Regions from separate parts of the Homo sapiens genome. Here region 1 is linked to region 2. A link is a loop called in an ENCODE intact Hi-C map of the cell type or tissue named here. Cell type or tissue: CD14-positive monocyte. All regions are shown on one strand. Links, peaks and the distances in the headings refer to the core of each region. The heading gives the core; the rest is flanking DNA.

Evidence for each region. Hi-C counts contacts between places; a loop is a spot of excess contacts. Peaks named below come from ENCODE experiments on the same cell type or tissue, not always from the same donor. Only the 100,000 strongest peaks of a DNase experiment are listed, where the experiment ranks them.
Region 1: it touches region 2 in a loop (2.4-fold over the local background); 16 of 110 quality-filtered maps call a loop at or near these places.

The regions. Positions count from the first base shown.
Region 1 is chr2:24,325,927-24,334,497 of GRCh38, reverse strand. ITSN2 (intersectin 2) reads left to right here. Exons shown (of 40, transcript NM_006277.3): 2 at 6,383-6,446. The coding sequence starts at 6,416. It also overlaps the pseudogene HMGN2P20 and the pseudogene RPL36AP13. Among named protein-coding and RNA genes, the nearest start is that of ITSN2, 30 kb to the left of the region's middle. RefSeq lists an enhancer at 4,535-4,604. In CD14-positive monocyte, for the core only: no CTCF peak of the experiment used is centred there; a DNase peak (open chromatin) is centred at 4,637; H3K4me3 peaks cover 1,596 bases; H3K27ac peaks cover 1,663 bases.
Region 2 is chr2:24,370,569-24,379,139 of GRCh38, reverse strand. No RefSeq gene overlaps it. Among named protein-coding and RNA genes, the nearest start is that of ITSN2, 14 kb to the right of the region's middle. In CD14-positive monocyte, for the core only: no CTCF peak of the experiment used is centred there; no DNase peak of the experiment used is centred there.

The sequences.
Region 1 (8,571 bases), core at 3,498-5,997, 45 kb after region 2:
TATTGGCACGGAAAGTAATTGTAATTCTTTCTGTAACTGTGCTTCTTAACAAACAAAAACTTTAACCTTGGCTGGGCCAAGGGGTTTGGGGTTTGGCCAAGATGGTGAAACCCCATCTCTACTAAAAATACAAAAATCAGGCTGGGCACAGTGGCTGATGCCTGTAATCGCAACACTTTGGGAAGCCGAGGCGGGCGGATCACGTGAGGTCAGGAGTTCAAAACCAGCCTGGCCAACATGGCGAAACCTCCTCTCTACTAATAATACAAAAATTAGCTGGGCGCGGTGCTGGGCACCTGTAATCCCAGCTACTTGGGAGGCTGAGGCAGGAAAATTGCTTGAACCTGGGAGGCGGAGGTTGCAGTGAGCTGAGATCGCACAATTGCACTCCAGCCTGGGTGACAGAGGGAGACTCCATCTCAAAAAAAAGAAAAAAAAAAATTAGCCAGGTGTGGTGGCGTGCGCTTGTAGTCCCCGCTACTTAAGAGGCTGAGGCAGGAGAATCACTTGAACCCAGGAAGTGGAGGTTGCAGTGAGCCGAGATTGTGCCACTGCACTCCAGTCTGAGTGACAGAATGAGACTCTGTCTCAAAAAACAAAACAAAAAAACCCCTAAACCTTAATTAAGCGACTTTTCACTTATAATGGCTGTGACTTTTTCTGAGTCTTACTGACCGTTTGTAAAAGCAGGATTTCCTGCTTTTGTTCTAGCATTTCTACTTTTTTCTGTCTTAGTGTGAGTATATTTTCTACATTGTCTAAAGTACGTTTGGCAATTACTCCAAATGGCAACTGAATTATATTAAATTGAAGCAGTGTTCTTTGCCTTATGCCTACTATTTACCCAATATATTTTCTTGGTTTCTACAAAGGGAACAATGCCAGTTCTGCATTAATTTTTAATGAGCAGGAAAATCATATGAACATTCTAAAAACCATACATAACTAACAGTATTCAAAATACATGATGACTGCAAATTTGCCAAAATTGCCTGTCACTACATTTCATCCCCTGTGAAGAGTAGAAAGGGGTGTTTGTTGGATGCTGACTTCAGTTGCACTTGCCTGAAACAGGCGCCAGTCATGTACCTGGGGAGATGCTGGTTACCCTTTTCTTCCTTTCAGAGAGTTATACCAAGAGATAAGAAACAATTAGCACTCCCTAATTTATGTATGTGATTGATGCTGTCCAGTGTGTTGGGAGTCATCTCTGGCTTGTTTTTCTTCTCCTGGACAAATGTGCTAACAGTAAGTTCTCCTGCTGTTTGTAGGAACCTGTGACGCATTATCTCCATTTAAGAGAGGAAGAGGCAGATAAAGCCCATGGGAAGTTCATGGGCTTAAGAATTAGACAGGCTTGGGATTGCATTCTGGCTTCATGACATACTGAATTTGGGCAAGTAATTTAACCTCTTCAGTTTCTTCTGTGAAATGAGTACAGTATCATCTGCCTTGTGGGGATATTGTGAGAGGAGTATCCATATTATCAAAGGTGCCTAGCAGTATCTGGCACCTGGTAGATAAGTCTACAAGCTTGTCAGTGTCTGAAGCTCCTTCTGCAGAACCTGAAACATTGGATTCTCAATGAATACTCAGCATGACACAGTACATCTACTGTGATCAACAGAAGTGTATTGAATTAATGGTAAACAGTAAATGTTAATTTATTAATTGCTTTTTGAAAAATGTAAAACAAAGTTTTTGGTATCTGTTGCATTTTCAAAATTTCAATTATAATTGTTAAGTACTACTCTGCAAATAGACTAGTAGAATTGTTAAGCATTAGGTAATTATTCCACAGTGGGGCAGAGAGAATAGAAATGTAATAGATATGAAATGATATGTTTTAAAAGCTTATTGGTTCCAACAAAATATACTCCCATATTTAGATGTTACCACAGTTAATCAGATGTTACATACAATATAAATGTTACATATAATATGGTACCTATGTGCATGGGTGGCTAAATTCCACATACCAGATGATAAAGATTCTGTAATACTAGTACCTTCAGCTTTACCCAAGGGATTTGCCCTTATTGCCAGTAATATTATTAATATTTAGTTCATTCTCAGGTTTTATTTCAGAATTATGCCTGTGATTACTGAGCATCTACTATTTGGCATTCTTTTTTTTTTTCCCAAGCCAAACTGTATCCAGCTTTATTAAAGATACTTTCCGTAAACAATCATGGTATTTCAGGCAGGACATGGGCAGACAATCATTGAGTATACAACAATTTTCCTTTTTTTTTGAGACGGAGTTTTGCCCTTGTTGCCCATGCTGGAGTGCAATGGCCTGATCTTGGCTCACTGCAACCTCCACCTCCTGGGTTCAAGCGATTCTCCTGCCGCAGCCACCCAAGTAGCTGGGATTACAGGCATGTGCCCCACGCCTGGCTAATTTTGTATTTTTAGTAGAGATGGGGTTTCACCATGTTGGTCAGGCTGGTCTTGAACTCCTGACTTCAGGTGATCTGCCTGCCTTGGCCTCCCAAAGTGCTGGGATTACAGGCATGAACCACTGCGCCTGGCCACAACAACTTTCAAACTCCCTTCTTGAAAGCCACTCTAAAACCCAATGAAGTCTTCATCTGATGCTGTGAACAGGGAAAGTTTAGAGTGAGGGTTGACATTTCACATTTAGCATATTGTTTAACAACTTTTCCCAGCCGACCCTGACTTTCAGGAAGTGAAATGAAAATGGCAGAATTTATCTGAAGAACCACTGCTCTTTTGACAGGTGCCGTCTCAGTGGCATCACTGGAAAGTCCAGATTGCCTGACACACTGGTAACTAATGATTGGGGGGTCAGGTCTCAACAGATGTCTGGGTTTAAGGGAGTTAAGTCTCTGCTGAAGGACGGAAAGGGAGAAGAGGACATAAAAACAAATTTGTTTTCCATACCACAAGGCTTTTGTGCCAAGGTGGCCATGTGTGTTAAAGTCAGGGAATCCCTCCTCCTGGGAGCCAAGAGGAACTCTCTCAAAACTAGAAGGGAAAGGTGTTTCCTCCACATTAGTCCAGCTTCGGAGACATTCTATTAGTGACATATGGCCCTTCCCCCAAAAACAACAATGAAGTGTTCTGTGTGCTAACAACATAGCTTAAAAAAAAAAAAAGTAGGCTGGGCACAGTGGCTCATGCCTGTAATCCCAGCACTTTGGGAGGCTGAGGCAGGTGGATCACCTGAGGTCAGGAGTTCAAGACCAGCCTGGCTAACATAGTGAAACCCCATTTCTACTAAAAATACAAAAAATTAGCCGGGCGTGATGATGCGCAACTGTAATCCCAGCTACTTGGGAAGCTGAGGCAGGAGAATTGCTTGAACCTGGGAGGCGGAGGTTGCAGTCAGCCAAGATCGCGCCATTGCATTCCAGCTTGAGCAACAAGAGCGAAACTCTGCCTTAAAAAAAAAAAAAAAAAAAAGTGGCCGGGTGCAGTGGCTCATGCCTATAATCTCAGCACTTTGGGAGGCTGAGGCAGGTGGATCACCTGAGGTCAGGAGTTCGAGACAAGCCTGACCAACATGGTGAAACGCCATCTCTGCTAAAAATACAAAAATTAGCCAGGTGTGGTGGCGCCTGCCTGTAATCCCAGCTACTCAGGAGGCTGAGGCAGGAGAATCGCGTGAACCCACGAGGTGGAGGTTGCAGTGAGCCAAGATCACGCCACTGCACTCCAGCCTGGGCGATAGAGCGAGAATTCATCTAAAAAAAAAAAAAAGTAAAATGAAATTCTGCATTTTTTATAAAACTTGATAAAAAATAGTATTTCAAACTACTGTCACCAGAAGTACACAGTTATAAAAAATACACACACTTCACTTGGCATCTCCAGCACTTTCAGCTTTCTGTGCCCCGTCTGTTTTAGCATCTCCATTTTCTGCAAGGTTATTCCCCTCCTTGCCAGCATAAGCTTTTCCCTTTTTCCCTTTGGGTACCTTCTCTCCCTTCTTTGCAGGGGCCTTTTCAGGCTTGGGCTCTGGCGTTGGAGGAGCAGGTTTAGCAGACAACCTCATGGGTCTTCTCTGTGGTTCGTTCTTCACCTTGGCTTTATCTCCTTTAGCATCCCCTTCACCCTTTCTCTTGGGCATGGTGGTGGCAACGGTGGCAGGAGGTAAGCACTTGGCACAGGATGCAGTGGCATGCAGGCTTTGGTCAGTCCGGGGTTCGTTCTCGCGTCTTCTTCTTCACGTTGCTCTCTATTTGGCATTCTTTTGTATTCACAGAATACGTGATGACGAACAAATGGTTCTAGACAGATGATTTGTAAGTTTTAGACCTAGATCCCAACTGATTAAGGCCTTGTGTCCATGGGATCCCATTCCTCGTTGGTTTTTCTGTTGTTAGAGCCATCTTTATAATTCACATGCTATTATGCAGAGTTAGAAAATGCATTATTTGCAATAGTGGGTTTTCTCCCATGTTTTAAAATGGTCTCAGCCACAGAAAACTAATGAATAAGGGCCCTTGCTACTGCATATCTGTTAAGTAGATAGTTTGTTTTTAGCCATGTAGCTTATTTTGGGTTAACATTACTTATGATTTAAAATTGAAGAAGTAAAAATGTTATATTTGTTTGCAGTATTTCTGTATTTGAGGAAGTTGCAGTCATAACTTGATTGATGGGACTTCCTTCTGTGTTCATTTTTTAAGCTAGCTATAAAATGGTGAGAAACGTTGACCACGATGTATGTACTACTTAATGCCTTCTTTGTTTAAAATGGCTGTGCAAATATTTTTCTTAGGCTTCTAAAAATATTAATATTTAAATGATTTGGGTAAATAGATGAGATACGGCATGATCTTTTAATATAGTAGTGTTTTCCTGCAATATTATGATCCATGGTTTTAATTACTAAGTGCATTGCTATAAATTTGCTAGGCCTTCACTTCCTAACTGGTCCTACTCTCAAAATTCATGGAACGGGCAGGACACAGTGGCCTGTAATCCCAGCACTTTGGGTGGCTGAGGGAAGCAAATCACTTGAGCTCAGGAGTTCAAGACTAGCCTGGCCAACATGGTAAAACCTCGTCTCTACTAAAACAAACAAACAAACAAACAAAAATTAGCCGGGCATGGTGATGTGCGCCTGTAGACCCAGCTACTCAGGAGGCTGAGGCTGGAGAATCGCTTGAACCCGGGAGGTGAGGTTGCAGTGAGCCAAGACTGCGCCACTGCACTCCAGCCTGGGCGACAGAGCGAGACTCCGTCTCAAGAAAACAAAACAAACAAAAAAAAAAACAGACCCACAAAAAGATTCATGGAACAATTTTTGAATTTATTGACAGCTGAATAATGAATTCAGGGTTCAAAATGATACTGCACTCTCCTTTTCTGGTTGTTTGCAAAATAGCAGCCATTTGTTGAACACCCTATGTGGCAGGCAGTTTACTGGATTATGTTTAACACTTTAAAAAATACTTCTGCAAAGTATTTTTTATAGATGAGTAATCTGAGTCTCAAAAAAGGTTAAATAACTTTTCCATGGTCACAGCTGGGAGAATAGCAGAGCTGGGTTTGAACCCAGAGCTGTGAATTTCCAAAGTCCCTTCTCTTAGAGTGCTTGCCCAGCACATTTAGTTATGTTATATATGTATTTTAATAATTTTGTGTGTTTTAATAATTACTTTTAGACTATTTTATAAACCCCTTGAGCTCATTTAAACAGCTGCGCTACATTTATTTTGAATATTTTTCTTGTTTGGGAGTTTTTAAAAAATGATACTATGGGCTGGGTGCAGTGGCTAACGCCTGTAATCTCAGCACTTTGGGAGGCTGACGTGGGCAGGTCACTTGAGGCCAGGAATTTGAGACCATTCTGGTCAACATGGCAAAACCCTGTCCCTACTAAAAACACAAAAATTAGCCAGGTGTGGTGGAGCATTCCTGTAGTCCCAGCTACTCAGGTGGCCAAGGTATGAGAATTGCTTGAACCCAGGAGGCAGAGGTTGCAGTGAGCTGAGATTGCACCACTGCACTCCAGCCTGGGTGACAGAGTGAGACTCTATTTAAAAAAAAAAAAAAGTATGGATTTCCATGTTATTCTTATATACTTAATTTATACAGTTGATTTATTTTTTTCTCTTCCAAATTAATTTCTACAAGAATGTTGGTTCATGCCAAGGGTTTCTTTATTCAGTATCTACTATTAAATATGTGACTGTTTTTCTGTATTAAGGCAGCACGATTACCCAACAAAATCTCTTACCCTTCCTCAAATGTAAATTCTGCCTGTTCAGCAGCAGCAGAAGCTCTGCATTGTTTTCTGTTGGAAGTGTGAGCTGAAGGGGACAGACATTCCTACTGCTTAGCGGGTGCACTAAACTGTGATTTGCCCTTGTTGTATTATCAACGGCACAATATTTTTATGTTGCAGATGGCTGAGAGCTAGCAAGGAAAACTCAGGACCATGATGGCTCAGTTTCCCACAGCTATGAATGGTAAGCAGCTTTGTGCTTGTGGCAAGATGAGGTTATGGATTTTTTTTTTTTTTGGTAGAGGTTTAAAATATTCATGTAGATAATTTTCCTTAAGTGTATAAATACAAAACTTGAAGTATTCTTGGAAAATATTTTGGAACACTGCATATGTCTTCTGTAAGAATATTATGTTGTAAATCCCATGACTATATTCTGGAACGTGTGTTTGCCATTGAGCAGTTAGGAATAACCAAAAGGTATATTGTGTTTGATGCATAAAACTGGATGACAAATAGCAGAGTGCTATAAGGTGACTATTAAAGGTATTTTGATAACATAACATGATTGTAAACCGATGAAGCCAATAAAGATTAATTTAGTAATATTTATGTAAGATTATGTTTTCCCTTTAGATAAGATTATGTATGCCTGCATACATAATTGTTTAATATCAAACATTTTAAAAGAAAGTGCTGGCCGGGTGTGGTGGCTCATGCCTGTAATTACAGCACTTTGTGAGGCTGAGGAGGGAGATCACTTGAGGTCAGGAGTTCGAGACCAGCCTGGTCAACATGGTGAAACCCAATCTCTACTAAAAATACAAAAACTAGCCGAGTGTGGTCATGGGCACCTGTAATCCCAGCTGCTTGGGAGGTTGAGGCAGGAGAATCACTTGAACTACCCGGGAGGTGGTGGTTGCAGTGTACCGAGATAGGGCCACTACACTCCAGCCTGGGAAAGAGTGAGACTCCATTTAAAAAAAAAAGAAAAAGAAAAAGAAAAAGAAAATGCTTAGGTAATTTGAATAATGAAAAGTTTTTAAAGTTTTGTTCTGATTGTAGCTTTAATTCTTTTCCCAAATACTAATTAACTACCCTTAGTAGGTATTAAGTTACTGTGTTTGTCATTTATAATTAATTGAAAAACATGCATTATATTTTTAAATCGCTAAAGAAATCTAGATTCTGAATTCTTAATTTTATGTTAAATTGTATTAGCTAATTGTAGATAAATATCAGGAAATAGAGAATAAACTCAATAATTCTTTATTATTTAAATTGAAAACAGTAATATTAAAGAGCATTTAAAAAAAGGAGGGAAGAATCACCATTCTACCATCTTCACAAAGCAATTCTGTTTTGATATTACCGTCTAGTGTTAATCAGTTGTTTTTTAAACTTGTTTTCAGACATAGGACCAAATCATTACATTGTTAATAACGAAAATACATGTTGTATATCTAAAGTTTTATGTCTCAGGATTTAGGAAAATCTTGGAGAAGTGAATTATTTGTATAAAAAGTAAAATCAAATTCTGTGTGGTGAGGTCATGTGTCATTTAAGGATAGACTTGAAGTAAAGATTTTGTTGTTTCGTGTTTTACCTTTTCAGAACCTATTATTTAAGGATTAATGTGAGTATTGCTCCTATTGGGAAAATGGTGTGGGATTATAAACATTGATGCCACAGACAATTTTTAATAATTAAATAATTTTTCCATAATGAGTGATACATGTAAGTTTAAAATTAGGGCAGTGATTGTAGTAGTAACATGCTCTACTCAAGTTTGAGGATTTTTATGCCCCATACAAAGGAATTTGCATTAAACAGTTGAATTGTAAACTTCAGCCAACATGTTAATCAGTTTTATAAGCAAAATGAACATAAAGCAGTACAGTCCCGGTCCTTCTTTATTCTGCTTCTTCCATTCCATAAACATTTATATATCTACTTTGCAGTTCATTGCATTATATATAAAATATAACATTGAGAACAAATGGACTATTCAATAACAAAAGAATGATTATGTGAATAATCATCTAAAATGTTGGAAAATGCATTTAGAAGTGCTATATAGGCATACAGATAGTAATTTTTTTTAAACTTCTGAAGAATTAATTGCATATGTAGACTGTGGTACCTTCCTACTTAGAAGATTGACGATAACTTAGACATATCTAATTTAAGTTCAATTCAGGGTTTAAGATGTTACTGAGAGCAGCATTCATGTATAGTACAAAACTTTGCTCCTCTAGTAATCCTGACATAGATTGTTAAATTGTTTTGATGCCCATTGCTATTGGGACTTGTCTGTAAGTATGCCTGTGTGTGAATGTGTATGTGTGTGTGTATGTGTGTGTGTGTAT
Region 2 (8,571 bases), core at 3,151-5,650:
TAAATAAATAAAATAATGATTTTTATACTTTTAGAAAAAGATAGCAGCTTAAGAAGACATGGTTGATTCCTCTCCCTCCCAATTCAAAAAAAATGAAAAGACTAAAGATGAAAAGCAAGGAAAACTTTTCATCAGCACTGAAAATAGAGAAGAGAGGTATGCAAATATTAGACATTTTGAGGAATCTTGCTAGACTTAGGGCAGATGGCATCCGATTAAAGAATACACAGATAGGGACGGGTGTGGTGGCTCACGCCTGTAATCCCAGCACTTTGGGAGGCCGAGGAGGGTGGATCACCTGAGGTGAGGAGTTTGAGACCAGCTTGGCCAACATGGTAAAACCCTGTCTCTACTAAAAATACAAAAAAATTAGCCAGGCGTGGTGGCGGGCGCCTGTGATCCCAGCTACTCAGGAGGCTGAGACAGGAGAATCACTTGAACCTGGGAGGCGGAGGTTGCAGTGAGCTGAGATCACACCACTGCACTCTAGCCACCAAGTGTGAAACTGCCTAAAAAAAAGAATACACAGATAGGCTGGGCACAATGGCTCACGCATGTAATCCCAGCACTTTGGGAGGCTGAGGCGAGTGGATCACCTGAGGTCAGGAGTTCGAGACCAGCCTGACCAACATGGTGAAACCCCGACTCTACTAAAAAAAAAAAAAAAAACCAGGCGTGGTGGCCGGCACTTGTAATCCCAGCTACTTGGGAGGCTGAGGCAGGAGAATTGCTTGAACCCAGGAGGCAGAGGTTGCAGTGAGCCAAGATTGCACCATTGCACTCCAGCCTGGGCAACAAGAGCAAAACTCTGTCTCAAAAAAAAAAAAAAAGAATCCACAGACAGAGTCGTCAGATTTGGCATATAAAAATATAGAACACCCAACTAAACTTCAATTCAGATAATTTTTATAGTAACAATTATTTATACTATTGTTCCATGCAACATTTGCTGTTAATCTTAAACTGAAATTAAACTGGGCACTTCTACTCCAGAGGCATTCATAGCTTCCCCAAAGGAACTGCAAGACCTGGAAGGAATGAGAGAAGGAAGAAAGGAAGGAAGGAAAAGAGGAGGGAGGGAGATGCTGTAGCTCAGGTTTGGAGGGATGAGCCTGGGATTGGAGGAGGAAAGGGAGGCTGATTACAAAGCTGAATCTGGATTTCCAATTAGTTGCTGAGGATCCTGTGGGTTGTAGTGGCCCTAAGCTCCAGGGATGTCAAGTGATACTGGGGTTTGTTTGTTTGTTTGTTTTGAGACAGAGTCTTGCTCTGTCACTCAGGCTGGAGTGCAGTGGCTTGATCTTGGCTCACTGCAACCTCTGCCTCCTGGGTTCAAGCAATTCTCTGACTCAGCCTCCCGAGTAGCCGGGACTACAGGCGCACATCACCATGCCCAGCTTTCTTTTTTCTTTTTTTTTTTTTTTTTGTATTTTTAGTAGAGACGGGGTCTTGCCATGTTGGCCAGGCTGGTCTTGAACTCCTGACCACAAGTGATCCGCCCACCTCAGCCTACCAAAAAGCTGGGATTATAGGCATGAGCCACTGCACCTGGCCAATGTCAGGTGATATTAAGCTGCAGACAGTCTAGAGTGGAAAAATGAGCCCTCTAGAACACAATTTGGCTATATATCAAAATATATAAAACATGAATATACTTTGACCTAGCAAGATCTTGTATAGGAATTTATTCTGCAAAAGTAATAAATGTGTTATTTAAAGTGTTGTGTATAATAAAAAATGGATACAACTTAATGGTTAATAAGAGAAGAATGTTTAAGTTATGGTACATACATATTGAGGAATACTATGCAGTCATTAAGAATTATTTCATAGGCTGGGTGCAGTGGCTCATATCTGTAATCCCAGTACTTTGGGAGGCTGAGGTGGGCAGATCATTTCAGCTCAGGAGTTGAAGATCAACCTGGCCAACATGGCGAAACCCTGTCTCTACTAAAAGTACAAAAAAATTAGCTTGGTGTGGTGGCGGGCGCCTGCAATCCCGGCTTCTTGGGAGACTAAGGCACAAGAATCACTTGAACCCGGGAGGCAGAGGTTGCAGTGAGCTGAGATCAAGCCACTGCACTCCAGCTTGGGTGATGGAGTGAGACTCTGTCTAAAAAAAAAAAAAATCATAGATTATTTATTTTTATTGACATAGAAAAATTTTCATTTTCTATGTAAGTAAAAAAAAGGCAAGCTACAAAACTGCATTATGGTAAGATTCCGTTTGTGTAAGAATATATGTATATTTAAATATATATGCATTTGTACACATACAAAAATATCTGAAAGGGTATATACCAAAATGTTTTTTGTTGTTGTTGTTGTTGTTGTTGTTTTTGAGATGGAGTCTTGCTCTGTTGCCAGGCCGCATGATCTCACCTCACTGCAATCTCTGCCTCCTGGGTTCAAGCGATTCTCCTGCCTCAGCCTCCCGAGCAGCTGGGACTACAGGCGCCCACCACCACACCCAGCTAATTTTTGTATTTTTAGTAGAGACAGGTTTTCACCATGTTGGCCAGGGATGGTCTCGATCTCCTGACCTCGTGATCCGCCTGCCTCATACTCCCAAAGTGCTGGGATTACAGGCGTGAGGCACATGCCCACCCACACCAAAAGGTTAACAATGGTTTTCTCTAAGTAATAAAAATATATATGGTTATTTTTTCTTTTTACTTATAACCATTTTATAATTTTTCTTAAAAATATATATTACCTGAGTAAATTTTTTTTTTTTTTTTTTTTTTGAGACAGAGTCTCACTCCATCAGGCAGGCTGGAGTGCAGTGGCGTGATCTCGGCTTATTGCAACCACCACCTCCCAGGTTCGAGCGATTCTCATGCTTCAGCCTCCTAAGTAGCTGGGACTACAGGCATGCGCCACCATGCCTGGCTAATTTTTGTATTTTTAGTAGAGACAGGGTTTACCCATGTTGGCTAGGCTGGTCTTGAACTCCTGGGCTCAAGTGATCCGCCCTCCTCAGCCTCCCAAAGTGCTGGAATTACAGACATGAGCCACTGTGCCCAGCCTACCTGAGTAAATTTTTTTAGGTTAAAAAAACTTTGGTGATCATATGCTTTGATTAGTTATAAAATAAGATTGCAATTATAAAATGGGCCTTACTATTAAGGATGTCTAGTTCAGATAAATGAACACTGAGCTTCTACTGGGGACAGGCCATGTGCAGCAAGCTGGGAAGAGATAAATTGCACACACCCTGTCCTCCAAGAGTCTAAAGGACGCATTCCTTGCTGATGTTCCTTGGCTCTCGGCCTTGCTGGCTTCAAAACCCCATTTTGTCAGCCCACTTGAGATCATCTCTCATGTTAACCAAACTCATAGAGCCCGGTGAACAAACAGGGACAATGTGTTAATTGGTACTGAGAATTATCACAGTCACACAGGCCAGAGTAGTACTCTTTTGTGTGTGTGTGTGTGTGTGTGTGTGTGTGTGAGATGGAGTCTCACTCTGTCGCCCAGACTGGAGTGCAGTGGCGCGATGTCGGCTCACTGCAAGCTCTGCCTCCCAGGTTCACACCATTCTCCTGCCTCAGCCTCCCAAGTAGCCAGAGTAGTACTCTTAGCATGACCAGCATACGCTTTCCCTGTGAGGTGACCTACACAGGGAACCAACTTATAATTAGGATGTGGCTTGCTCACCCTGGAATCATACCAGTGGCAGGTAGTCACTTAAAAGCTTAATGGAACCCAGCTAAAATAAACAGGTAGTATCCCTTCAATAAACATAGTCTTGCCAGTGGAACCATAAATACCACAGTTTGAGATTTTCTCTTCCCTGGAAAGTGGCTGGATGGTATAAGGATGTAGAAAAAAATCACGCTGGGCGCAGTGGCTCATGCCTGTAATCCCAGCATTTTGGGAGGCCGAGGCAGGCGAATCACCTGATGTCAGGAGTTCGAGACCAGCCTGGTCAACTTGGCAAAACCCCATCTCTACTAAAAAAGACAAAAATTAGCCGAGTGTGGTAGTGGGCGCCTGTAATCCCAGTTACTCAAGAGGCTGAGGCAGAGAATCGCTTGAACCCGGGAGGCAGAGGCTGCAGTGAGCCAAGATCGTGCCACTGCACTCCAGCCTGGGCAACACAGTGAGACATCGTCTCAAAAAAGAGGATATAGAAAAAAATTGGCCGGGTGCGGTAGCTCATGCCTGTAGTCTCAGCACTTTGGGAGGCCAAAGTGGGTGGATCACAAGGTCAGGAGTTTGAGACCAGCCTGCCCAATATGGTGAAATCCCTTCTCTACTAAAAAAATACACACACACACACACACACACACACACACACACACACACACACACACACACAAAAGTACCCGGGTGTGGTGGCAGGTGCCTGTAGTCCCAGCTACTCAGGAGGCTGAGGCAGGAGAATCGCTTGAACTCGGGAGGCAGAGGTTGCAGTGAGCTGAGATCGCGCCACTGCACTCCAGCCTGGGCGACAGAGCAACACTCTGTCTCAAATAAATAAATAAATAAACAAACTCATTTTTTTCCTACTGTAATAACACAGAATACTTCTGTGACCCCAGATGTGTAGGGAGTTTTCCCATGCACACCAAGCAATTAATTCTGCAGCTGGTTCCCCTGCAGACACCAGCTGTGTGTTTTCTAATTCAATTCAATTCTTACACTGTTTACCTGGAGACCGAATCAGATCCCACAGGTTGAGGTCAGTCTCGTAGGGCTTCCTCCCACTCACATGCCAGTCACAAGTTCAAGCCTCTGGAACTTCTGAACAACTGGCTGTAATGGAGTTGTCACGAACTCTTCTCAGGTTCTAATAATTTGCCAGAGCAGCTCACAGAACTCAGGGAAACTCTTTACTTATGTTTACCCATTTATTATAAAGGATATTACAAAGGATACAGATGGCAGCCAGATGGAAGAGATGCAAAGGGCAAAGGGGGCACAGAGCTTCCATGCCCTCTCTGGACATGCCACTCTCCAGGAACTTCTATCTGTGCAGCTATCTGGAAGCTCCCCAAACTCAGTCTCTTTAGGTTTTTATGGAGGCTTCATTACATAGGCTTAATTGATTAAATCATTGGCCATTGGTGATCAGATCAGTCTTCAGCCCCACTCATGTCCTCCAACGCTAGGGGATGGGGCCAAAAGTCCTATTCCTCTAATCATGCCTTGGTCTTTTAGGTGACCAGGGCCCATCCTGAAAGTACCTACCTAAGGGCTGTCAGCCACCAGTCATCTCATTAGCATACGAAAGACAGTCCTATCACTCCAGAGATTCCAAGGGTTTTAGGAGCTGCACGTCAGGAAACTGGGACAAAGACCAGAATATATATTTCACCATATCACAAATGTGCACTGCCAAAATTTAGTATTTTTTGATTTTGTAAAGACAAGGTCTCACTCTGTTGCCCAGGCTGGAGTGCAGCAGTAGAATCACAGCTCCCTGTAACCTTGAACTCAAAACTCCTGGGCTCAAGTGATGCTCCCACCTCAGCCTCCCAAGTAGCTGGGACTATAGGTGCATGCCACCATGCTCAGCTATTTATTTATTTATTTATTTATTTTCATAGAGATGATGTCTCACTGTGTTGCCCATGGCTGGTCTAGAACTCCTGGCCTCAAGGGATCCTCCCACTTCGGTCTCCCAAAGTGCTGGGAGAATCTTAGAGATTCTCCTTTTATAACAACTGCCCAGGCTAACAAACCTGCTTCCTTCAGATTGCACTCTTAATACATACAGTCACAGTTTGCTCTGATCTGGAGCCATTCCATTTCTTTTTTTTTTTCTTCTTTTTTTTTTGTTTTTTTGAGACGGAGTCTTGCTCTGTCGCCCAGGCTGGAGTGCAATGGCATGATCACGGCTCACTGCAACCTCTGCCTCCCGGGTTCAAGCGATATTCCTGCCTCAGCCTCCCAAGTAGCTGGGATTACAAGCGCCCACCACCGCGCCCGGCTAATTTTTGTATTTTTAGTAGAGATGGGGTTTTGTCATGTTGGCCAGGCTGATTTCTAACTCCTGACCTCAGGTGATCCACCCGCCTCAGCCTCCCAAAGTGTTGGGATTACAGTCATGAGCCACTGCCCCCGGCCCATTCTGTTTCTTTAAAGTAATTTTTGTCTATTTTTTCTCTGCAATTTTTTATTTGGGTAGTTTAACACTGATCATGATCTTATTTTCTTAATTTCCCATCCTAAAAGGGATTTTTTTTCTTTTTTTTTTTTTTTTCGGAGACAGAGTCTCACTCTGTCACCCGGGCTTGAGCACTGTGGTGAGATCTCAGCTCTCTGCAACCTCTGCCTCCCAGGCTGAAGCCATCCTCCTCCCTCAGCCTTCGGAGTAGCTGGGACTGCAGGAATGTGCCACCATGCCAGGCTAATTTTTGTATTGTTTGTAGAGATGAAATTTCACCATGTTGCCTAGGCTGGTCTTGAACTCCTAAGCTCAAGTGATCTACTCAGGTTGGCCTCCCAAAGTGCTGGGATTACAAGGCATGAGCCACCATGTCCAGTGCAACAAACTTACATATTAAATGCAGTTTTTTAAAATTAGGGAAAAAAAAATCCAAGTCAGGAATAGGGGGTGGGATAATAAAATCTGGTGGGAATTTGGTGAAGAAGTTGAGAACAACCACATAAGGCCTTCAGGAACTGCTTACTTGCTTCTCAGTCAGGATCAAGCTTGGGCAAAATTCTCATCACAAGTATAAAACTAAGCTCCTATCATATAAATTGGAAGATACCTGGCACAGCTCTCTCCCTTGAGATGGTCACAAAGTAGTTGACACTTGGCTGTAGCTTTCTCGGTTGCCGCCTTACCCACCTAGAGTTTCCATGATAGGAACCCAAGTCTACACAGTCTACTCTACATCCTGGGTTCTAATGAACACCCAAAAAGGGTGCTGCAAAAGGGGCACCCAAAAAAGCAAAGTAAGCACATTCTCCTGGGCCTGGCCAAGCAAGGGCAGGCCTAGAGCATACCTGTCTGCACATTTGCATACACACACACACACACATAGTTATTTAGAAATAATTCCACATTTTTATAAAAAATGTGTTGAGGGCCGGGCGCGGTGGCTCACGCCCGTAATCCCAACACTTTGGGAGGCCAAGGCTGATGGATCACGAGGTCAGGAGATTGAGACCATCCTGGCTAACACGGTGAAACCCCGTCTCTACTAAAATTACAAAAAATTAGCTGGGTGTGGTGGCAGGTGCCTGTAGTCCCAGCTACTTGGGAGGCTGAGGCAGGAGAATGGCTTGAACCCGAGAGGTGGAGCTTGCAGTGAGCTGACATGTGCCACTGCACTTCAGCCTGGGCGACAGAGCAAGACTCTGTCTCAAAAAAAAACAAAAACAAAAAACAATGTGTTGAACTGGGCGCAGTGGCTCACATCTGTAATCCCAGCACTTTGGGAGCCCGAGGCGGGCGGATCACAAGGTCAAGAGATCGAGGCCATCCTGGCCAACATGGTGAAACCCTGTCTCTACTAAAAATACAAAAATTAGCTGGGCGTGGTGGCACATGCCTGTAGTCCTAGCTACTCAGGAGGCTGAGGCAGGAGAATCACTCGAACCTGGGAGGGAGAGGTTGCAGTGAGCCAAGACTGCGCCACTGCATTCCAGCCTGGTGACAGAGTGAGACTCTATCTCAAAAAAAAAAAAAAAAAAGTGTTGAAATAGTTATCAAGCAATTTTTTTGTTTTTGTTTTTGGGTTTTGAGACAACGTCTTGCTCTGTTGCCCAGGCTGGAGTTCAGTGACATGATCCTGACCCATTGCAACCTTGAATTTCTGGGCTCAAGCCATCCTCCTGCCTCAGCCTCCCAAGTAGCTGGGACTACAGACACACATCACTACACCTGGCTAAGTTATTTCATGTTTTTCTTTTTATTTAATTTCATACATGGGTGTTTCAGCGTTTAGGGCTTCTAAACACTGAATCCAATCTTGATGATACCAATTCCAGTATTTTTACAACTTGTTTGTTTTTGAGACAGGGTCTGGCTCTGTCCGTCAGGCTGGAGTTGCAGTGGTGTGATCACTGCTCACTGCAACCTCCGCCTCCTGAGCTCAAACCATCCTCCTACCTCATCCTTCCAGGTGGCTGGGACTACAGGCACATGCCATCACGTCCAGCTAATTTTTTTTTTTTTTTGTAGCGATGGGATTTCACCATGTTGTCCAGGCTGGTCTTGAATTCCTGTGCTCAAGTGATCCACCTGCCTTGGCCTCCCAAAGTGCTAGGATTACAGGTGTGAGCCACTGTGCCCAGCCTTTTACAGTTTTTAAATTAGAATCACATGATGTTCATGTTCATTAGGCAATTTATATTTGTGTATTCTAAATTTCAACATGTCTCAGCCATGGGATACATTCCTGACTCATTTAAGAAGCTATGAAAAGCGTTCATCAGACACCAAAATAGCTCTTAAAGTTAATTATACTTAGAGTCAGGATTTTGTGCCAAACACTCAATACCCAACCATTAATTATTATTTTCTAAATATTGAGAGTGTAGTATAAGCTGATAAGTACATGTCAAAACCTGGTCCCTGCCCCAAGGCTTACCCTATAAATGACAAAACTG